Linked DNA regions of Homo sapiens: region 1 is linked to region 2. A link is a contact called in ENCODE Hi-C data. All regions are on one chromosome and are shown on one strand. The core of a region is the stretch at or near the end of the contact, and the rest is flanking DNA. Distances in the headings are between cores, read along the strand shown.

Region 1 (3,471 bases), core at 765-3,264, 5.3 Mb before region 2:
TGCCATTTGACTTCCACGAGGCCATGTGATTTCCACGGCTGGGTCAAAAAAGGCGATTTAGTGTCCATTTCAGCTTGCTAGAACACTTACTCTTGGAGCCCAGCCACCATGCAATGGGGAAGCCCAAGATGCCCCAGGGAGAGGCCCACTTGGAGTGAAACTAACAGCCAGCACCAACTTGCCCGCCTTGTGAACCATCATGGAAGCCAATCTTCTGGTTGCACAGGCTGATGCAGCACAAGCAGAGTGTGCCTTCCTGCCAAGCCCTGCCCAGACTGCAGACCTACACACTCCCAACACAATAGCACTCTGCCTTTCTGCCTACCAGCATGAATTATCCTGGGTCCTCTATAAAATATTCTGAAAAGTATCTTTGTCCAGTTTCATTTACTTTTGCAGATTCTTCTAGTCACAGAACCACCTATTGCAGACTTCTGGTTATTTGAAATTCTCATTATTACCTCTGAACCTTGGCTTCTCATCTAAAACGTTCTGTTAATAATAGAGACTACTTCATCTGTTTCATAATTGAATGATGTATTAAATTTATTAACCATTTAGCATCGTGCCAGCACAAAATATTTCTTATTGTTCTTAGTAGGTTTCTTGTATTCAGAGTTCCAGTTTCTTTAGTGCACTATTTTTTCTCTCTCATAGCTCAATGCCATTTCACAGGCCATTTCCTATGCTTGGCATACTCTTCCCTACAAGGTCAGGTAGGTTCTTACTCATCATTGAGGACTTCACTTATTTAAGAAGGCTTCCCTGAGTTCTCAAGCAGTTAATGCCTCTCTGCTAAAATAGCACCTTGGAGGAACCTGTATTACAGACAGCCCTTAACACATTGGATTGTAACTAATTGTTTACTGGTCTCTCTTCTCCATTGGAATCTAAGTTCCTGGAAGGCACGGTCAGTCTTGTCTTCATTTATTCACCATCTACTGTCTGTTAGTGTGCTAGGAAACACTGTGGTTAAGTAGTTAAGGGCCAGGTCTTGGCGGATCTGCCTGGGGACAAAACAGCTCCTTGGAAAAGGTTAACTATCTAAGCCTCATTTGTAAAATGGAAACAACACCTCCTCACGATTGCTGTGAAGATGAAGTAAAGTGCTTGCAAACAGTCCATCACACAGCAAACCATCCGTCATCAGGATAAAACGCTTCCCCAACAATTCAATTTTCGGGCACCCCCACTCTAATTCTCTCATAGGACCTCGCACTCTATAGGTAATCTCTGCTTTACGGATTACTCTGGGTTCTTTAAACCTCTCCTTGGTCATTCGTCCTGTTAACAATTCTGAGTCTCAACCTTTAGGTCTAGGCGTTCAGAACCATTCTTCCCGCCTCCAACTCGCTCCAAACCCTTTTCCTTCAGCCTACCCTGGGCCTAGGGGCGTGTCAGAGGTCCGATTTATACAATTTAAACATCAAAACTCCCCCAACAGCGTGTGAGTAACTGGAGAGACCCCCAGTCAGAGCTTTGCCACCGAGTTTCGGTCTTGCCCTCCCTTTGAGGAAGGAGCAAGACGATGAGCCCCACCTCAGTCGTTCACTGCAGAGCCAGCAGGGAACGCGCGCAATGCAGGCTGAGCTGAAAGAACGAACGCGTGAGCTGAAAGAACGAACGCGTGAATGAATGAATGGGATACGTCGTAGGCCAGGCCTCTGTTACGTCGTCCACCGGCGCGGGCGTGGCCACGGTTAAGAGAGACGCGCGCGCAGTCGCGCGCGGGTCGTGCCGTACCACCGTCGCGGGCAGGCTCGGCCACGAGCGCCAGAGCCCCGCGCCTCCCCTCGCGGCCTGTCCCAAGTCCCTGCCCCGCAACAGAGCGTCACTTCCGCCATCCCCGGCAGCGGTTGGGGCGGGGCGCACGGGGGAGGGGGCCAGGTCGGAGGGAAGCCCGCCCGTGCCCGAGCCCGCGCCCGAGCAGGGACTACATTTCCCGAGGGGCCTCGGCGGCGGCTGCGGCGACGGGCGCGGCAACGTCCCCCGGAAGTGGAGCCCGGGACTTCCACTCGTGCGTGAGGCGAGAGGAGCCGGAGACGAGACCAGAGGCCGAACTCGGGTTCTGACAAGATGGCCGGGCTGCCCCGCAGGATCATCAAGGTAACCGCCCAGGCCGGCCTCCAGCTCTTCGCTCTGCTCTCGTCGGCTCAGCTGGGCAGGCAGCGCGGCCTCTCGCCTCCTTCGGCCCGCGGCCCGCTCTGGGAGGCCCGAGGCGGCGCGGAGAGGGGTTGGCCGCGGCGGCGAGGGAAGTCGGGTGCTGAGGAGGGGGCGCCGGGGAGACTTCCGGCCGCGGCGGGGCAGCCGGACAGCGGGGACCCGGGGCTTCCAGGCGGCTGCCCGGCGGGCCAGGGAGTGCTGTCCCACGCCCCGGCGGAGGGTGGGGCGGCAAGGCTGGGGGTCTCTGGGCTTGGGCGCGGGCCTCCATAGCTTCTGAGACCACCCCCCCGCCGGAGGCCGCGGGCGCGCGGGAATCGCGGCGGGGCTCGGGCGCCTGGTGGGGATTGTGGCCCGACAAGGTCCCTCGGCAGCCAAGCCCCTCTTCTCCGCCCCGACGGGGCCGCGGAGGTGCGGCAACCGCGGGTGCAGAATGAATGAACCGGGAGGGTCAGGCCGGGCGGGGCCCTGCGCCCCGGGAAGTGGCTCTGGGAGGCCCGCGCGTCCTGCCGCGGTCAGCACATGCTCGCCCCTGGTTGCCGCGGCTGCCTGGGTCCCGGGACGTGGGGGCCCCGCGCCCCGCTGCCCTTGCTTCCGCGATCTCTCTCTTCTGAATACGTTTCCGCTCGTTTATCTCTGCGAAGTGATTTTACTCTGGTTGGCAAACTCTTTCAGAGCTGTTCCGAGGAAATAGTTTTAACACAAGGCTGGGGGAGGGCCGCAGTTATGGGGGATTCTCTTTCTCTCTCCTCTTCTCTCCTCTCCTCTCTTTTTCGTAGATATGAGGCCTCGCTATAGTGCCCAGGCGGCTTCCAAAACTCCTGGCTTCAGAGATCTTCCTACCTTGGCCTCTGTGGGGGATCTCGTGAAATCTTTTGCCCCTCAATTTTGTGCGTTTTAATTATTAATTGGCTGTTTATGAATACTGTGTTTTGACAAGTATGTATGGAACCATGACATTTTCGATTCTTTGATTTTGTAAAGTCTTAAGGAAATATCGACAAGTCTTCAGACGTGAGATATTCCTTGTCATCACAACAACTAAACCTTAAATTTTTGTGTCGGTTTTTATGAAGGAAATTAGTTGCACATTTATGTGACTAAATGCGCCAGTTAAAGTGACTCAATTGCAGCATCATTTTGCTTGATATAACCTGGTGAACGTGTATGTTAATCTTGCTCATTCTTGTGAAATCTGTGGGGAGATGCATACTAAGTGGAAGACCTGTTAGGCTTCGAGGATGATGTACTGTATACTGCTTCATCCAATTGCATTTAAATATATCTGAGATGAGGGAGATGTCACTGACC
Region 2 (3,559 bases), core at 1,060-3,559:
CTTAGCTTCATCAATTATTACTTAACTTCTATGAACTTGTTCTCACTTCTGAAAAATTAGAATAAAATTTACCATTAGAGACCAGGCACCTTGAGTTTATGAATGTGAGCAAGAGGGTGGTGGCAGAAGGGTAGAAAAGAGTAATACAGACAAACGAAACTTGTAAGTGAATACATAAAAATAAGTTATAACGAATGAAAAAAAAAACAGAAGAAAAGGTGTTAGAGAAAACAGACTTCTATTATGAAAACAAACACGCAGTAGTCAGCATAGTGTATGACATAACATGTGCTCAGTAACTATTAAATTTCATTCCTACCATTGTCAGAGGTATTTGAATCACAACAACTCCATCTTGAATAGGGGCTGGGTAAAATAAGGGTGAGACCTACTGGGCTGCATTCTCAGGATGTCTGTCAGTCATTCTAAGTCACAGGATGAGATAGGAGGTGGGCACAAGATACTGATCATAAAGACTTTGCTGATAAAACAGCATGCAGTAAAGAAGCCAGCCAAATCCCACCAAATCCAAGATGGCGAGAAAGGTGGGACGTCTGCTCGTTCTCACTGCTCATTATACACTAATTATAATGCATTAGCATCCTAAAAGACACTCCCACCAGTGCTATGACAGTTTACAGATGCCATGGCAATGTGAAGAAGTTACTCTATATAGTCTAAAAAGGGGAGGAACACTCAGATCTAGGAATGGCCTACCCTCTTCCCAGAAAACTCATGAATAACCCACCCCTTGTTTAGCATATAATCAAGAAATAACTATAACAATCCTTAGTCTACCACCTCCAATGGGGGTGTATGCACCTCCAATTCTTTCTTGGCGAGATCCAGGAGCCCTCTCCTGGGGTCCAGATCAGAACACCTTTCCAGAAACACCATCCCATGTTAAATTATGAATTAAGAACACTGAACATGAAGAATGTTTAATTCAAATTATTGAGTAAACACTTACAAAATTAAAATATAACATTTAATAAAAATAGCAAGATTGAGGAACAAGCACTTCACAAATATTGGTTTCCCAGAATGTCTGAGGAGGTGTATAGAAGTTAAGAATATGTCCTCCAGCCAGAGAGATCTGTGTTCAATCACACTATTTAAGTTACTTAGCTTCTCCAAGCCTCAGTTTCTTAACTCAGATGGAAAATGAGGACAATGTAAGCACCTATTTCACTGGATTGTAAGGAAGAATAAACAAGATAATGAATAGTATTTGGCATATAATCTTTCAGAAAAGTAGTAAAATTGTCATTCCTATAAATCTAACTAATGTCTTTAAAATTCATCTCACAAAATCAGTATCTTTTTATTTTGTACTGAGCTACTTATTTTACCCAAATTGGGGGTTTAAAAAGAAACTCATTACTTATTTTCGAAAGGAAAATTTACTGTCAAGTACAGTAATTTTTTTTTTAAAGCAGCGTTTAAAAAAAAAAAAAGACAAAGCACTGGTCCAGATAGTTGGAAATGTCATTTAGATTTAAGTCTACAGCTTCTTAGGAAAGTTAGGTAGAGATGTATCATACTCCAGCATGATTGTGAGCAGACGAGCAGGATGAGCAAAACTTGCACGAGTAAGAGTGGTAAACACCAGAGAAGGCGCTTTCATGGAAGGGCACCCTAGGTAACCAAGCAAGTGGCAACAATAGTACAGGTGAGTCCTTGGATCCCTTCTCTCTCCACCCCCGGCAGTGGTCCGGACAAGTACTAACCTCTCCTCTCTAGAGCCTTGACTTTATACTAGCTCCACAACCATCAAGCCCCACGATCCGCGAAAGGAATGGTGCTACAGGTAAGGCGGGCGGGGTCGGGATGCCGAGACCTCTTGTCAATTCTTCGCTCGCCCCCAAACGAGGATCACGGCTGCGCGGCTCTCACTCTAACTATCAAGACAGATTCTGATACTAAACAAGGCTAAAACTTTTTGTTTTTTCCTTCTTACAGAAGGCACTACCCTGGACGCCGCTTGCAAACGCCTGAAGAGAAGGCAGGGTGTTCCCACTTTTTCAGAATGGGACCAGGCCCTACGGCCCCAATAGCAGAAGCTTCTCTAACCCAGGACTGCTCCCCTCAATTCCTCCCAATATGCTGACCGACAGCTCGACCTCACCTGGGGGCGGTTCCGCCAGGGGATGGCTTAGGAAAACCTCAGGAAGAGCAGCCCAGCGAGTGACGCCACTGAAACCACAGTCATGGTCTACCTCGTTCAGGCCACCAGTTTGCAGGCGCCTGAGCCGCTGCTCCTCCCGCCTCTCGGTCCTTCCCCGCCGCCCCGGTACCGTCGCAGTCTTACGCGTTGCATGCCGGGAGCGCCTTACCTCCTCTTCTCAGGGACTTCAGTTCCCAGCATGCAGAAGCCTCAGGCAGAACTGCACTCTGGGATTTGAAGTCCTCGTTCCACGCCTTCTCATCATCCTGAACACCGAGCTCTGGGACTCCGGCGGAGAATCTAAACGTAAAGCATCACCCACGGTCGTGAACTGTAGGCTCTCCTGGCATCCGGGATCTTATTCTGGCCTTGGCGGAGTTGGGGATGGTGTCGCCTAGCAGCCGCTGCCGCTTTGGCTTGCTCGGGACCATTTGGCTGGACCCAGAGTCCGCGTGGAACCGCGATAGGGATCTGTCAGGGCCCGCGGCCGGGTCCAGCTTGGTGGTTGCGGTAGTGAGAGGCCTCCGCTGGTTGCCAGGCTTGGTCTAGGTGGGTGGATCCTTGTAAGCAGGATTAGCGAGTCACTCCACGCTCAGGTTCTTTAGCCTGAGGGCCCGTGTGCCACAGCATAGCTACCCCGCCCTTCCAGCCTCGGGTCCCTAATACTGCCTTGCTTCGGTTCCAGTTTCCGCCGCACAACTTCACTCATTCCAAATGTTAATTTCTGCGTTTTTTTTCAGCCCCAATTCTGTTTCTCCAAATCAGGGATGATTGTCGGCCTTCCACAGACCCTCGCGCTTGCCAGGATTAGGGTGTTCGCGCGCATTGTGGGTAGGGGTGTGGAGGAAGGGATCCAGAAATCTTAAGTATTAACTTAGATTAGTGTTAGCAAGGAAGCCGTCACATTTTATTTAGCCGGGACACTCTGACAGTTTGTGCCGACTGCTATTTTTGATCAAGGCTATTTTGCCCACTTGTCTATTTTGTGGCCCAATTGTCTGTTTTGCTAACATCAGAAAGTTATAATGAAATAATCTGCAAAAAATGTAAGGTGCTAGAAAACCAATAATACTGTGTACCTTGAAAATGCTAATATACACCTGTTTTGTTACAGAGGTGGAGCACAGTGAAAGAATTCAAGATGCCACCTAATATAAACTGGAAAGAAATAATGAAAGTTGACCCAGATGACCTGCCCCGTCAAGAAGAACTGGCAGATAATTTATTGATTTCCTTATCCAAGGTGCTTAATTGGTCAATAATAATAGATATATACATTAACTTATGATTAATTTATTAATAAAATATGAATTTATTTTTTTCAGGGACAACTATAATTGTCACAATCTGGAAGTGTTCTTATATTTTGCTTGAAGGTTATAAAATATAAAA

What was found. Hi-C counts contacts between places; a loop is a spot of excess contacts on that map. Pooled maps may share reads with other maps.
Region 1: a map of tibial artery shows a loop between it and region 2 (28-fold over the local background). The contact joins the promoter of UBE2N here to the promoter of TMTC3 in region 2. A Hi-C loop is called at or near these places in 5 of 168 maps with a recorded cell type or tissue (B cell, CD8-positive, alpha-beta T cell, naive thymus-derived CD4-positive, alpha-beta T cell and 1 more) and 12 of 50 pooled maps.

The regions. Positions count from the first base shown.
Region 1 is chr12:93,440,490-93,443,960 of GRCh38, reverse strand. UBE2N (ubiquitin conjugating enzyme E2 N) reads left to right here and starts at 2,014. Exons shown (of 4, transcript NM_003348.4): 1 at 2,014-2,106. The coding sequence starts at 2,077. RefSeq lists silencers at 1,609-2,068, 2,149-2,358, 2,509-2,648, 2,679-2,798 and an enhancer at 1,479-2,116.
Region 2 is chr12:88,141,057-88,144,615 of GRCh38, reverse strand. TMTC3 (transmembrane O-mannosyltransferase targeting cadherins 3) reads right to left here and starts at 2,309. Exons shown (of 14, transcript NM_181783.4): 1 at 2,129-2,309. CEP290 (centrosomal protein 290) reads left to right here and starts at 2,528. Exons shown (of 54, transcript NM_025114.4): 1 at 2,528-2,716; 2 at 3,282-3,410. The coding sequence starts at 3,309. RefSeq lists enhancers at 1,939-2,442, 2,249-2,688.